Linked DNA regions of Homo sapiens: regions 1, 2, 3 and 4 are each linked to region 5. A link is a contact called in ENCODE Hi-C or POLR2A ChIA-PET data. All regions are on one chromosome and are shown on one strand. The core of a region is the stretch at or near the end of the contact, and the rest is flanking DNA. Distances in the headings are between cores, read along the strand shown. Region 1 overlaps PDE4B (phosphodiesterase 4B). Region 2 holds the start of SLC35D1 (solute carrier family 35 member D1). Region 3 holds the start of LINC02777 (long intergenic non-protein coding RNA 2777). Region 4 holds the start of FGGY-DT (FGGY divergent transcript). Region 5 holds the start of USP1 (ubiquitin specific peptidase 1).

What was found. A loop is a pair of places that touch in the nucleus more often than their neighbours do. ChIA-PET counts read pairs that join two places held with the same protein, here RNA polymerase II (POLR2A). Pooled maps may share reads with other maps.
Region 1: a loop to region 5 is called in a map of naive thymus-derived CD4-positive, alpha-beta T cell, with 5 times the contacts of the local background. The contact joins the enhancer-like site here to the promoter of USP1 in region 5. A Hi-C loop is called at or near these places in 1 of 168 maps with a recorded cell type or tissue (naive thymus-derived CD4-positive, alpha-beta T cell), 2 of 37 single-sample maps with no recorded cell type and 7 of 50 pooled maps. POLR2A ChIA-PET finds 5 or more read pairs at or near these places in 1 of 52 experiments (activated T-cell).
Region 2: a loop to region 5 is called in a map of naive thymus-derived CD4-positive, alpha-beta T cell, with 8 times the contacts of the local background. The contact joins the promoter of SLC35D1 here to the promoter of USP1 in region 5. A Hi-C loop is called at or near these places in 1 of 168 maps with a recorded cell type or tissue (naive thymus-derived CD4-positive, alpha-beta T cell) and 11 of 50 pooled maps. POLR2A ChIA-PET finds 5 or more read pairs at or near these places in 1 of 52 experiments (CD4-positive, alpha-beta memory T cell).
Region 3: a loop to region 5 is called in a map of breast epithelium, with 18 times the contacts of the local background. The contact joins the promoter of LINC02777 here to the promoter of USP1 in region 5. A Hi-C loop is called at or near these places in 2 of 168 maps with a recorded cell type or tissue (breast epithelium and naive thymus-derived CD4-positive, alpha-beta T cell) and 10 of 50 pooled maps.
Region 4: a map of CD8-positive, alpha-beta T cell shows a loop between it and region 5 (35-fold over the local background). The contact joins the promoter of FGGY-DT here to the promoter of USP1 in region 5. A Hi-C loop is called at or near these places in 2 of 168 maps with a recorded cell type or tissue (CD8-positive, alpha-beta T cell and naive thymus-derived CD4-positive, alpha-beta T cell), 4 of 37 single-sample maps with no recorded cell type and 12 of 50 pooled maps.

What each region holds. Positions count from the first base shown.
Region 1 is chr1:66,335,287-66,337,986 of GRCh38, forward strand. All of the region lies in intron 8 of PDE4B (phosphodiesterase 4B), which reads left to right. Among named protein-coding and RNA genes, the nearest start is that of SGIP1, 200 kb to the right of the region's middle. RefSeq lists enhancers at 1,650-1,699, 1,760-1,809. Within about 2 kb of position 1,450, at least 32 of the 41 ENCODE cell types and tissues checked have a DNase peak (open chromatin) inside an H3K27ac peak, as active enhancers do.
Region 2 is chr1:67,052,710-67,055,409 of GRCh38, forward strand. It overlaps SLC35D1 (solute carrier family 35 member D1), which reads right to left and starts at 1,439. Exons shown (of 12, transcript NM_015139.3): 1 at 1,102-1,439; 2 at 247-280; 3 at 62-148. The coding sequence starts at 1,304. RefSeq lists silencers at 854-1,063, 1,354-1,543.
Region 3 is chr1:58,902,843-58,905,542 of GRCh38, forward strand. It overlaps LINC02777 (long intergenic non-protein coding RNA 2777), which reads right to left and starts at 1,296. Exons shown (of 5, transcript NR_183656.1): 1 at 726-1,296. RefSeq lists silencers at 690-1,079, 1,140-1,389.
Region 4 is chr1:59,295,224-59,297,923 of GRCh38, forward strand. It overlaps FGGY-DT (FGGY divergent transcript), which reads right to left and starts at 1,327. Exons shown (of 2, transcript XR_001738089.2): 1 at 1,146-1,327; 2 at 1-541. It overlaps FGGY (FGGY carbohydrate kinase domain containing), which reads left to right and starts at 1,871. Exons shown (of 16, transcript NM_018291.5): 1 at 1,871-1,927. RefSeq lists silencers at 1,273-1,812, 1,823-1,912.
Region 5 is chr1:62,435,638-62,438,337 of GRCh38, forward strand. USP1 (ubiquitin specific peptidase 1) reads left to right here and starts at 1,412. Exons shown (of 9, transcript NM_003368.5): 1 at 1,412-1,763. RefSeq lists enhancers at 1-646, 329-678, 647-1,414, 1,239-1,308 and a silencer at 2,009-2,068.

The sequences.
Region 1 (2,700 bases), core at 200-2,699, 3.9 Mb after region 5:
AGTTTTGTTTGCAATGTCTGATCTTAAGAACAGCGATAGGTGAAATTGTGTTATGCTGAGGGGTATTTGGGAATTACATAAGTGCAGTCTACATGCAACTGGTAGAGAGTTAACTGTGTTTGGTGGAGGAAAAGCAAGCATCTTTCATCTTTACTTCATCTAGGTAGGGTTGTGCTTTTTTAGTTTGTTTGTTTTCCTTAATCCTTTAAATTTTGAAGAAAACTGAGTGATTCAAATCTCCTAAAAGACTTTCTCAAATGTACTTCATAGCCTAGAGAGTTAGCTAAGAAACATCGTCCTCTGTTTGGCCCAAATTTCTCTGATCCCTTAATGCTGGCCACAGTCCAGATGGAATTCCAGAATTTTAGAGAATGGTGCTGCCAGGTAGGTTAGTCTTGTAAATTATTTTCCTCCAAGAATTACTAGAAGATGGAATAAGTTCAGCAGAAGTTTTACAAGGCAATGGTATTGTTATTTAAGATGAAAAGGATGGCTAGTGAACCTCCTGCCAGCTGCCCAAATTCGATTAGACATGTTAGAGCTAGCCGTTTTGCTTAACAACAGATTGCCTTCTTAGAATTGTTCATTAATTTTGTGTTTCAATTTTCATCACCTCCTGAATTAGAAGAATTGTCTTACACTTCAGCAAAATGCATCAGAGCATGAGTTCCTCAGTGGCAAAACAGTCAGATGTTTTGAAAACAGGATGCTTTGGCTCTCCATTATAAAAAGAGGAACGGAAAGAGAAACAGTATAGAAAGGAAGAAAGCAAATAGCCTCAGCAGGGTCCCCAGCCCAACAACGGCATAAACAGTGACCTATCTTCCTGACCTTCACTGTGGCTCAGTTCCTGACCTCGTGTCACCAAAGCCAACCAACGTCATTAGAGGAGGATAGGAGGAATGGCGCAGCTGCTGTGAGGGTGACTACAATTTCCTGTCTCCTTCCTGACAGACGCAGTCAGTAAAGTACAGGGTTGCAACAACAGTGGCTGAGGAAGGACCAACCCAGAACAATCCCAGGGAGGCGTAATTGTGACTGGCGGGGAATGGGGAGGTGTTCCTTCCCTCATTGTACTGAGAAACCTAGTCTTTCACCTAGAATTTTCAGGTGAAAAACGTCAAAAGGGTCATTCTTACCCAGAATGCTAAATGTTTTTCAAAAGATGAACATACTGTGGTATTCAGAAAAGCTATATTCAAGCAACTAGTCACTGTCTTCACTTCCCCCACAAACGCCCTCCACTGTCCTTTTCATTCTCCATTGGTTTGGCTCTGGGGCTGTTTTATATGCAGAACAAAGGTTGGGTGCTGCTGGGTGAAAATGGATATTCTGTTGTTGAAGAGTGGCCCTGTGTATTAGTACTTTTTTTTTAGAATGAAGCATTAGGACTTAGCACTTGAGTAAATGTTTGCTAAGATAGAAATGGAAGATAGATGGTCCTTCTTCTCTTAAGGCATTGTGAAGTCGGCTACAGATAACCATCATGAGGAAGTGAGTCCTCCTGGCTATGCAGGCTTATTTTTCCAGTTCTTCAGGTGCAGCCATACTACAGTACTAAACATGGAGCACAAAGGCAACTAATTGCCAGTGCTCTTGGGTTTGCAGGATAAAGTCACACTATTCTACCAGGCCCCGAGCCAGCTGGGAATTAGGCTGCATGACACTGGATGGTGATCATGACAGGCTGATTGCCCTAATGAGGGGTGAACCATTTTGTATTTAACTAAATAATCAATAACTATGGAAAATGCCAGCTCCTGCAGAACTGACAGGAAATAGATCTTACTGGCCAATGGATTCATCTTAGAACTCTGTAAGAGAGAGGGTAGACAGGCGCTCAGTCCTTGAAAGGAATATTCATGCCACTTTTGCCTAAAATGTAATGATATGATTACAGCAGTGCCGCCCTTAGCATAAGATGCATCCATTTGCTGGGCCCTGTGCTGTAATCAGAGGGCCTTAGCCTGGCCTTCCTTCTGCTGCCCTCCACCCAAGGAAGTAAGGAGTTGGCCGGGCCAAGGGAGCAGCTTTGCTCCCCTCTCTAAACTACATTTTGCATCTGCTGGACCCCCACATTCTCTGTCCAAATGGCTTTGAACCCACTTCCCGGCCACACAAGCCTCTTCCTGGGATGTGCTGCAGGCATACACACCCTTAGGCCTAAGGAGTTTAACCAAGAGGCAGCAATGAGAGGTGTGAAGAGACTTGTGTAGGAGGAACTTGGGTAAGCAGGCTGCGGTCCAGGGCTCACGACGGCTGCTCACAGGTCCCTGGAGATGGAAGGACATGGGGAAAGAGGAGGGCCAACCCATATCCAAGGAGTTCAAGAATTCTAAATTCAACCTGACCTTCCAGGCTGTTATGGAGGGATATCTGTCAAGGTAAAGGAGATAGCTCAATGTATATCTTTGTATATTTAGACTTACAGTGTGTGGCCCCACACATGTTAGAGGTGACCCTGGATTAGAGGGCAGAATAGAATTAAAATCAGTTCTGGTAGCCAGGTGGGCACTCACACATTTTTTTGGTTCAACTTTTCTCTCTTTACTGCTCAGATTTATATAGACTAAATTATGGAGGGAGCAAAATAAAGTGAAAAGAGCCTAGGAATAAGCCATGAGTTTGAGTTCTAGCCCTGCCTTTACTTAGGTATAGTAATATAGACAATAAAACTATTTGGAATCTTTCCATATTCTC
Region 2 (2,700 bases), core at 189-2,688, 4.6 Mb after region 5:
AAATATGTTAATACATACTGACTTCATTTCACAAAATAAAGTATCGCTTTTCTTCTTTTACCTTTCGAGGTACATTTCTGTCAAGGTCAGGAAACTTGACTACTCTGAGCGCCTTTCCCACCCAGAGAACTGCCACTGTGGCCACCATCTGTAAACAAGAGAACACAGATTCACTGTTCTACACATAAAGACACACACAGAAGTTCTAACAACATAAACCACGTAATGGTGAGGATTCCAACTAACCTGGCCAAGTCCAACACATAGTGAGGAGGGAAATCTACAAAAAGGGCAAAGAAAAAAACAAGATCAGAACAAACCTAACTTAGCTCCGTGAATTCAATTTGCACATCGGCAACGTTAATAAGGCATTCCGATACAAGCCACATCAACGTCCGCCCCTAAATCAAACAAAAATCTTGGGAGAAAACTCTCTGCCTGTTGGTTGTCAGTCCACCCCGCTGATGTAGCCTCGGGCGGCCGCTTGTCCCATCTTGTCCGAGTCTACAGTTTCAGTCCGCTGCCTGCAAAGGATTTCTCAAGGCAGTGCAGATACAGATCTCTGCAACGATTTCACACACCTTAAAAAAAAAAACAACCAACTTCTGCCTCTGGGTCCCAGTGTTAGCAAGGGAATAATTGTCTGCTGGGTTGAGGATGCGTACGTCCCCAGAGGCTGTCAGCGGGTGCAGGGGACACTGAAGCCCCGGCCCCCTGTCCAGGCTGCGGAGGAGGGAGGCTTCCCTCGCTCTCCTCCCTGATCGACAGGCATAACGGCTCAAAAGTCACCAAGCAAATCACTTTGCTCCATCTCTCTGAAGGGCAGGGTTTTCGGGGCGGTGCGCCCAGGGCATGGCAGGCGAGCCCCAAATGTGCCGGGCCGGCCGGAGCTCCGCGCAGGGAGCGGACCCCTGCCACAGGCCCGCTCGCCAGGCCGGCTCCGCTGCCCGGGCCGCGCGCGTCAGCCGCCCGCCCTCCCCAGCTCCCGCCCAACTTTGTTCGGCTTTAACTTTGGCAGTCAAAGTCCAGGGAGCCGGCGCCGCGCCGCCGCCGCCGCCCGCTCCTCCTCCGCGGCCTGGGCCGCCGCCGCCTCGGCCCTACCTGTAATTGGTGAGCACGCTCTTATTCACCACCACGATCAGGAAGGAGCTCACGCCGTAAAAGCCGGCGGCCAGCAGCTTCAGAAACACGGTCAGCGTTTCGGCCGACGCCATCCCCAGCTCCTCCTCATCTCGGAGTGTGGAGGATTTCGCGGGGGCTTCTCCTTTAACCCGAGCATGCTGACGTCTATGAACTTCCGCCATGGCTGCCGCAGCAGCGGTGGCCTGGCGGCGGGGCCTAGCGGCTCGGGGGCCTGCAGCGGCAGCTCCCAGGGGACTCCAGGAGTTGGGGACCGCAGACTAGGCCAGCTGCGCGCTCGCCGCCTCGACTCCCCGCTTGGCCGCCGCCTGTCCCCGCCCAGGGGCAGGGACGCCGGGGTTCACACCCCTGGAGACTTTGCTCGGGCATTGTGCAACGCGGGGTCAGAGAGTAGGGCCGCGCCGGGCTTAGCCTGGGCAGGGGTTGGAGAGAGCCTGGAGAAGGGGCAGTGGCGACCCCCCTGCCCGAGGCGGATAAGGAGAAGCCAGGGGAACTACATCGAGACACCAGAGCGCCGGGCGACAAACCACAGACTCCGGGTGACAGTCGCCCTGCGCCTGCGCACGAGCACGCGCTGGGTCTCTCCGCGGGGCGCGTACCTGGGGCGTGGGGAGTCTGGTGGCAGAGGGGCTGGAAGGCCGTATTCTCCGGATAACTGCCGCAACTAAGTGCAGACCCTCCTCCCCTCTGTTACAGGTGGCCGGCCAAGTAGTTACAGTACACTGCGTCTAGACTAATTCTGAATGCTCTTTTAGTCTCTCTTGCAGGGGGTAAAAACCCTTCAAAAGTATCAGATGTGGATCAACAGTAAACACTCAACGAAAATTTCATTCCGCAATGCCTCAGGCTTCTTACATTTTCTGAACCCAGAAAACACCAAACAATACTTTTCAGATTGAGAAGTTTCGTTTGTTTGTTTTAAGAAAAATGTTGACATATCCCAAAAAGTAGCAAGATAAGCAGCTTGGGGATTGGGGAAAGCACAAGGTGTTTGGAGCCTAAAAGACTTGATTTCCAATTGTAGGATTCCTAGAAATGACGACCCCCCCCCCCCCCACCAACACACTCACTCCTTATTGTGTGTCTTGGACCAATTAGATGACCTCCCTGAACCTGATCTCTGTGGATGTGTAGCTAGCAAAGAGCTAGTTTTCGGTAAATGGTAGTCATTATTGTATAACAGAAGCAAATCATTATGATCGGTTTAAGCAAAGAAATTACGTATTGAACTTTAATAGATTAGGAAAGAAGAACTTTGAATTATTTTTCTAAGTGCTTGGTCTGTATCTTTTTAAATTTCTTTTTTTTTTTTTTCTTATTTTTATATTTTGGTAAACCAGGTATAGTGGTTCACACCTGTAATACCAGCACTTTGGGAGCAGGTGGAATGCCTGAGCCCGGGAGTTTGAGACCATGCTGGGCAACAAAGTGAGACCCTCTCTCTACAAGAAAATAAAAAAATTAGCCAGATGTGGTGGCGCACGCCTGTGGTCCCAGCTACTCAGGAGGCTGAGGTGGGAGGATGGCTTGAGCCCAGGAGGTCAAGGCTGCAATGAGCTA
Region 3 (2,700 bases), core at 46-2,545, 3.5 Mb before region 5:
TATTTGCTTTTGCTTTTGATACACCCATATCTGCTCATTGTAGGAATATTGGGTGCCTTCAGCTCAGCTGGATTCTCTTGGCTTCAGTGTCAGTATTTGAATTCTTGTTCATTTTCTGCTTTCCCTCCCCAGACTGGTAAGTCCATGAGGACAGAGTCCTTGTCTATCCGCCAGACCACCAGTGTCCAGCACAGTGCCTGGCACACAGTAGGTATTCAATAATTGTTTAATGAACTCTGGGGCTTTGATTAATAATTTAGTTAGAGAGTAAATTAATTGTGAGTTAAATCTAGTTTGGTCAACAACATACTTTACACTGTGCAGTCAGTGGGGCAGGAGGGAATCACAGAAGGGTCTTTGAAGATGAAAAGTGCAGGGACTATTGGCCTAGATCAGTGGTTTACACATGAAGCTGTACTTTTAGACGAGCTTGCCTTCCGGGATTTCGATCCCTGGTCTGAGGTGCTGTTTGAGCTTCCCAGGTGATTCTGAAGTCACCAGATCGGTATTGAGGGATGCCAAATTTGGGGGACTTCCTGTTCTAACGTATTTCTTTTTGTCCCCCGAACTCATTCAACTTGTGCCTGAACGGTCTCAGCAATGGGAGCTCATTATTTCACAAGGCGAGCTGCCCAACCCAGCGTAACCACAACGACAACAATCACAGTGACACCATGTAGGGACCATACATTGAGCATTTCTTAGGTGTCAGGTACCGTACATACATGCTGCTCACTCCAAAGGCGAGGTGGGTAGTACTTGTCTGCATATGACAGCTAAAGAAACTGCAACTCCGACGTTGGTGGCGCTGGGAGTCTCAGTGGCGGCGGGGCGGGGCAGGGCCGGGACCGAGGCCACGTCCCGCCCGCCGCCCGGCTTCCCGCCCATGGGCCTCGGCAGTGCCCGCGGGAGGAGCGGGTGGAGGGAGCCGCTCGCCACGTCAGCGCACGCCCGCCCCGGCGCTCCGCCCGGCCCTCCTGGGCCTCCCCATAGAAGGTTAACCCGGGCCGGATCCCACGAGGACTGGTGGGGGCCGGGCGGCCCGTGATTTCAGTTTCCGAAGAGTCCGGCCCTGCGCAAAGGCGGGCAGGGAGGAGGAGTTCGGGAAGCCTTCCCGACAGTCTGTAGATGAAATGAACGCGCCCCGCCTGAGCGCCACTCGGGGAGCGCGCCGAGCCAGTGCAGCACCGCGGCCTCCCGGCCCGCCAGGCTGAGGGTTTCCGCGGGCCCTGACCCTGCTGGCCCCCACCGGGCCAGTGAAAGCAGCAGGCTTTATGCGGCTGTCGGGCTCGGGGCGAGGAGCCGGCTCCACCCTCCCAGTCTGGGCCCATCCTCCGGCCTCGGCCAGCCCCTTCCCTCCCTCTCTTTGGCGTTCGCGTTCCCTCGGCCTAGCAGACCTCTTAGAATGTTTGTTTTCCTTCTGAGAAAGAGCGGAGGGACGTGGCCAAGACCAACATGAACTGCAAACACGGGACATCCTCTGTGTGGGGGGACATTTTTCTGGGACCAACAGACCTGGGTCTGAATACCCATCCTGCCGCTTCCTCGCTGGGTGACCTTTGTATATCTTTCTCCATCTCTCTCAGCCTCATTATCCTCATCTGTAAAATGGGGATAATGACGCCTTACCTATCTTTAAGATACATTCTGAGGATTAGATTGGATAAATACGGATCATACATTTTAAGCACTTAGTGCTGTCAATGGCAATTAACATTATTATTCATTATATTGTTATTATGAATGACTGATAATGACACTCAAGATTATTAATGCTACTGTGTCAAAAATATGCTCAATTAAATTTATTTTTAGTGAGTGAAATAGTTTTATGAAAGGTAAATAAAGAGGAATAATACTGGGTCGGGAAGTATATACACGTTATCTCATTTAATATTCAAACAGCTTCAGAAGGTGGGTGTTATCATCCCCATTCTGCAGATGAGAAAGTTGAGGCTCTTGGAGGTTCATTAACTTGCCCACCTCACACACTTCAAGCCTAATGTCCTGCCCTCCCTCTCTCACTGACTTCCTTGACTGCATCCCTTAAGCTCCAGTCCCTTTCTACCTGCCTGCCTCAGCAAAGACTCGTCCATCTGCAGAGAAACCTGGAGGAAAGTGAGTCAGCTCTGGAAACTGGATAAAGCTCACCTCCTCCAGGCAGCTTTCCTGATTCTCTCCCTCCTCCCCCTGTAAAATTAATCCTTCCTTCCTTTCTTCTCTTGGTGCCCATAGTATGAGGTTGCACACACTTATTGCAGGTTGTGTCTCCCACCTGGGGAGTATGCCTGTCTAAGGCAGACGCCACATACTTTTTCACTCTTGAAGGGTCAATATGGTGTTGTGGTTAAGGGCACAGGCTTAGGAGCCCAACTGTCCAGTTTCAGATCTTGGCTTTACTACCTACTGGTTGTGAGCCTTAACCAAGTGACTTAACCCCTTTCAGCCTCACTGTCCTTATCTACAACATGGAGATTGACAATAAGATCAGCCTTGTGGGGTTGCTATAAGGATTGAATGAGTTAAGATATAGAAAGCAATTTGAACCTCTAAGTAATCAGATGTTCACTGAATGAAGACGGAATCGTGAAGGTCTTGAATGTTGCTTACTAAGATAGTGAGATAGAAAGCATGTTGCAGAGTTAAGAGCAGGAGTAGGTATCAGAGACCTAGGTTCTCATCCTGGCTCTGCCTTTAACT
Region 4 (2,700 bases), core at 77-2,576, 3.1 Mb before region 5:
TGTGGGTTTCATTCCTGAGGTCCTTTCATGGTTCAACACGGCTGCTGGAGCAAATAAAAAATCAAATACACAAAAGCCCAGAGAAAGAGCCATCCACAGAGGCCAGGCAACAAATCCACTTATTCAAGTCTAGCCAAGATGAGACCCCCTTGCCACAGTGCATGAAACCAGCATATTCCACTTATTCCATTCTTGGGGTACGTTGAAACAGATCTGGAAGCAATGTCTTCTGTGTATTAAGCATCTAACACTTTACAAAGCATTTTCATATGTCTTACCACATTTGTTCTTCATAATGTTCTGAAAAGGTAAGATGAATACATCTTATTATTCCTATTGAACACTTGATTCACACAGCTGCTAAGTAACAGATTCCAACGAGTCTATAGCTAGGTCTTTGGGTATGTTGCTGGTAATGAAAAGGTGAACAATCATGGTGCAGAAGAAAGAAAATGAGCCAAACCAGGATCCCTGGTAGAGTTGTAGTGCAAAGACTGGGGTTAATTGTGTGGCCTCAGCCTCACTGGGCTGTTCTCCTCACCTGTAAGACCAAGATAAGAGCACTTATTTACTTCGGGGTTGTTGTGAAGATAGCAGACAATCTTAGTGCACCTGCCACTTAAGATCCGTTCAGTGAAATTATTACCTTTCACAGGTGTGTCTTTGGAAAATCACTTCCCTTTCCTGGATCTCAGTTTTCTTTTCTAGGAAAACAACATGTTTGGACTCAGCGACTGCTAAACTGTCTCCCAAACCTCGAACTCCCTCAGCCTGGGATCCTGCCTTTTATGAAAATAGTTCGGATTGGAGCTCAGGTTGGAATTCTCGCTTTAGTTGCTTGCTAGCTGTGTGTCCCAGTAAAAGCTAAAAATTTCGGATTCCCCACATCTGTAGAATAGGGATACATAACATGCAGCTTATTAGAAAGGGAAGGCATGTGAGAATTAAATTAGGTCCGTGTCCAGTACCCACTAAATTGTAAAAACTTCTCAAAGGCAGGGACCCATCTGTTTTGTAGATTTACAGAATGTCATACGTTGAAGTACGGGGGTTCGCCACGGGATTAGAAAATTTCTGTAGAGTAAGGAACAAGACACAAGGTAAGCATTCAAGAATTGTAACCATGCAATATTCTTATTTCTTACAGTCGCCTACAACAGTCCTGGTGTTTAGTAAACGGTCTGACACACACACCCATCAGGGGCTGCGGAGAGTCCGCCTGGGTAAGCTCCGCAAGGTGAGTCCCCAGAGCCGGGAACTCGCAGCCTGAGCAGACGCAGCGTAGCCGATCTTGGGTCCGCGCTCCTCCCGCCTTGCCCAGCCCTGCCCGCGGTTGGCTAGGCCCCAGGGAACGCTGCAGCCGCGGGGTGGGCAGGCGACGGCCAATCCCACGCCCGGTTCAAAGGGCCAATCAGGCCGCGCTTTACAGGGGCCGCGCTTTACAGGGGCCGCGCTTTACAGGGGCCGCGCTTTACAGGGGCCGCGCTTTACAGGGGCCGCGCTTTACAGGGGCCGCGCTTTACAGGGGCCGCGCTTTACAGGGGCCGCGCCGGCGGGGGCGGGATCGCGCGCAAGGCGGGGCTGTAGCCGCCCCGGGACCGCCCTGCTCAGGCGCCGTGGGGTTCGGCGCGGCTACGTGCAGAATCCGTCTAGCTAAAATGTAATTTCAGATTGGACAAGTACTGTAAGTGACCCTCCTCTCAGTCCCACGTGGGCGCTGGGGGCTTTTGCTGGTGCGCAGGCTCTTAGCGCGCACGCCCAGAAAGAGGCTTCTCCAACCCGGCCCGGCCCTTCCTTCCCCTTTCCCGCAGTCGTTGCCTCCTCCTCCCCTGCCTCCTCCTCCCCTTCCTCCTCCTGGCCGCTTAGTCTCACACCCGCCGGGCCGTTGTTCCCGAGACGTTGTTGAGTCCCCTGTGTCCTCTTCTGGGTGAGGCGTCCGGCCACTTAAGGGAAGGGAAGGGAAGGGTCGGCCTTGACTGCATCCCCAAGGCTGCCTATTAGGTGTCTGGAACCCGTGCTGCTTCCTCTCCGATCAGTGCCCACTTATCTGTATTCAGTACTCTTTCTCTCCTCCCCTTACCCTTGTAGGACATTTTCCTGGCATTTGAGGAGCCTTTAATTCACGTCTGGCTACCGAAGGCATTTTTAGGCTAGTGTTGCTTGTAGATTTAAACGCTTCCAGCACTTGTGATAATGTTTGAGGCACAGCTGAGTTTAGATGAGATAATGCTGTTTGGTTACAGTTATCCTGAGTAGAAAGGCCTAGGGATATCTTTTCATTTTTAGCCGTTTCCTTTTTATTTAAAGATTGACAAGGGGCCGGGCGCGGTGGCTCACGCCTGTAATCCCAGCACTTTGGGAGGCCAAGGCGGGTGGATCACGAGGTCAGGAGATCGAGACCATCCAGGCTAACACGGTGAAACCCCCGTCTCTACTAAAAATACAAAAAATTAGCCGGGCGTGGTGGCGGGCGCCTGCAGTCCCAGCTTCTCGGGAGGCTGAGGCAGGAGAATAGCGTGAACCCAGGAGGCGGAGCTTGCAGTGAGCTGAGATCGTGCCACTGCACTCCAGCCTGGGGGACAGAGCGTCTCAGAAAAAAAAAAAAAAAATTGACAAGGTGCAAAATGGTGAATTTCCCTCATCATGGGCTGTTTTCCACTAAAGCACTTCTGTGTCTTAACACAAATTTCTTCCCCGAAG
Region 5 (2,700 bases), core at 162-2,661:
TCCTCCAAGCTTTTTCATTCAGCTCTGCTCAAATGTCAACTCAAAGAGGTCTTTCCAGGCTATCGTATCTATCACTTATCTTAGCGTCACTTGTATCTCCCTCTCCAGAATGTAATGCTCCTTTATGACAGGGAATGCCTTTACATCCCTCGCGCCTTGAAAAATGCCTGGCACATAGTAGGCACCTTAAAAATACTTGATTAAATGGATTTGGGCTGAACGTATCCTGCTTAACTGCAGCACTTGAGCTGAGGTCACCTCACCAAAGCAGGCACACAAACACAAAAGGAAGCACACAACCAGATGAGGCCTGCCTGCCGCTCCTGAACCCTTTGGGAGGGCTCGCGCGGGAACCCTGGGAAGCTCCCGCGGCCGGAGCTGGGCCTGAAACTGTTCTTTCGTTTCCTCCTGCGGCCGAGAAAGGGAAGAGGTAAACAGGCGAAAATGAGGCGAGCAGGGGCTGAGGACCGGGCCTCAGCTCTACAGCATTCGCCTGAGCATGTATTGTTATCCGTGGCAGCGCCTTGTCTCATTGGATGGCCCTAGGCCTAGTGTGGCCGCGACTCCGAACTGAAAGCCCAAGCGCGGCGGCGTCCAGCCGGGCAGCCATTTTCCGAAGCTGCTCTCTTGGTAACCCCGCCCGGGCGCGTACGCACGAACGGAGGCGGGGCTTACCGCGAGGGCCTCGCTCCGGAAGCCGCACCCTCCGCGGCGTCCCACCGTCGAGGATTAACAAAACGCCAAACAAGATTTTAACAGTCGGCAGCGAAAGCGCGCACTCGAGCGCCAATGAGAGCGGAAGGAGGGGCACCGCGCCTGAGGAACACTCCGTATGTCGAACAATGATTGGCTGGAGCCCACCTTTCTTCTTTTTTGCTATTAGATGGGCTTGCTGCTCCCGCCCATCTAATTGGCTTTGGTCTAGGTACTTCTGATTGGCTTCCCCCGGGCGGTGGGAGGCGCGGTTTTGGGGATTGTTCATCATGGATTGGTGAATTTGGGCTCCTTCTCGAGGTGGTGGCCCATCCCGTCTGCTCTCTGTCCCGTCTCCCGACCCGTACGCTTTTCCCTCAACTCGCGCGCACGAATGGTTAAAAAAAGGGTGTGAGGCTCGAGCCCGCCAGCCAGGCCGCTAGCACCTCGCGCGCGCCCTCAGCGAGGACCCGCACGAGCTGCCCGGCTCTGTGCCTGCGTTGTTTGAAACTGTGGAACCCGTTAGGCTTTTGGGGAACTACAGTCCCAGCTGGCTCCGGAGCCCGTGCGTGCCAGGGGCGAGTGGCCGTCGCGAGACGGCTCCTGCCTTTCGTGTCTCTGCAGCGTGGAGACTGGAACCGGCAATTTCAAAGGACGCCACGTTCAATCGCAGCGCTGGCGCGGGCGGAGGCTAAAACACGGGGGTCCTGAGACTGAGGAAAACGCGCCAAGTTCCCCTCGGTGGCGGAGTGCTAAAGACCCTAGCGGTTCAGGCGTTCGGCGAGCGGGGCCGCTGCTTGTTGCGCTCCTGGCTCTCCCGGGGCGGGCGCAGATGGGCGCCGCTCCCGGGATGTAGTTGGTGTTGGTGCAAGACGGGAGCGAGCGGCGGTCGGGGTTCCCGCTCTTGGGAGCGGATGGTCACTCCCCCGCGGGGAGGGCGAGCCGACCAGATTTTCCTGGGGCCGGGGACCCGGCGGGCTCGGGGCAGGGACTCACCTGTCGCACCCACACTCATTCGGGTTGGACTTGCCGGCGTCACCGCCGCGGACTTCGCTTTGGGCCATGACCAGGTAAGGAGGGCCTGGGAGGAGGGGCCGGCTCCCGGGCGCGGGGGCAAGTTCGGCCGGCGCGGGAGAGGAGCTGCCGGGGAGACCCCGGGACCGTGTTGGCCTCGCACCCTGGTCGACCTGCCAGGGGGAGCCGTGTGTGCCTCGGGCGTGGCGCCTGTCTTGCCGCCGCCGGGACGCGAGAAGGCAGGTGCGGGCTGGGCGTAAATAGGCCAACTCCGCGGCGAGGGCGCCCGGCGCGGGGGTGTGGGCCGAGGACGCCGCCGCCAGCCTCCCCCGACCGGGCAGCCTGGTCGCTGCTCGTCCTTCCAGCTTTCTTTCCGTTCCCGAGAGCGGTGAAGGATGGGGAGAAAGAAACGTTTCCACGCAGGTTGCCCTGTGTCGGTAATTGCGAAATTTTACCGCGCATTTTCTTTCACTTACACTTTTTCAAGAAGTGTTTAGAACGCCGCGTGTCTTAAACCTTGGCGAAGATGTCCTTGTAGATTTTTGTTGAAAAATCGGAATCGAGTCGTGTCATCTTATAAAGAATTTAAAACTATTGGGACTGAGTGTTCACGCTGTCAACAGATAATGGTCGATTCGTCGTGCTTTCTGCGAAAGTTGATTTAGTTACAGGAGAAATATTTTGGATGTAACAGCCCCCCAGTTACAAGGAAAGCCAGGAGCAAGAAATAGCAAGGAAGATACTGCACCTGGCAAAATGTTACATTCTCGGTGTGAGCTTTGCTTTGAGGGGCTAGGAGGTTTGGTTTTTTGATTAAGCTGACGATCCGCTATTTCACCTGCCTAATCATTCTTCCCTTCTGTGTAGTCTGGTTACTCTGTCGGTTTGAGATCCAGTTTCTGTCATCCATTAAATTGGCTCTCGAGAAAAACCTTTTATCAGAATCATTAATGCTTGGCGATCCCTGAGAACTTAGCGCAGGTTGGTTTATCA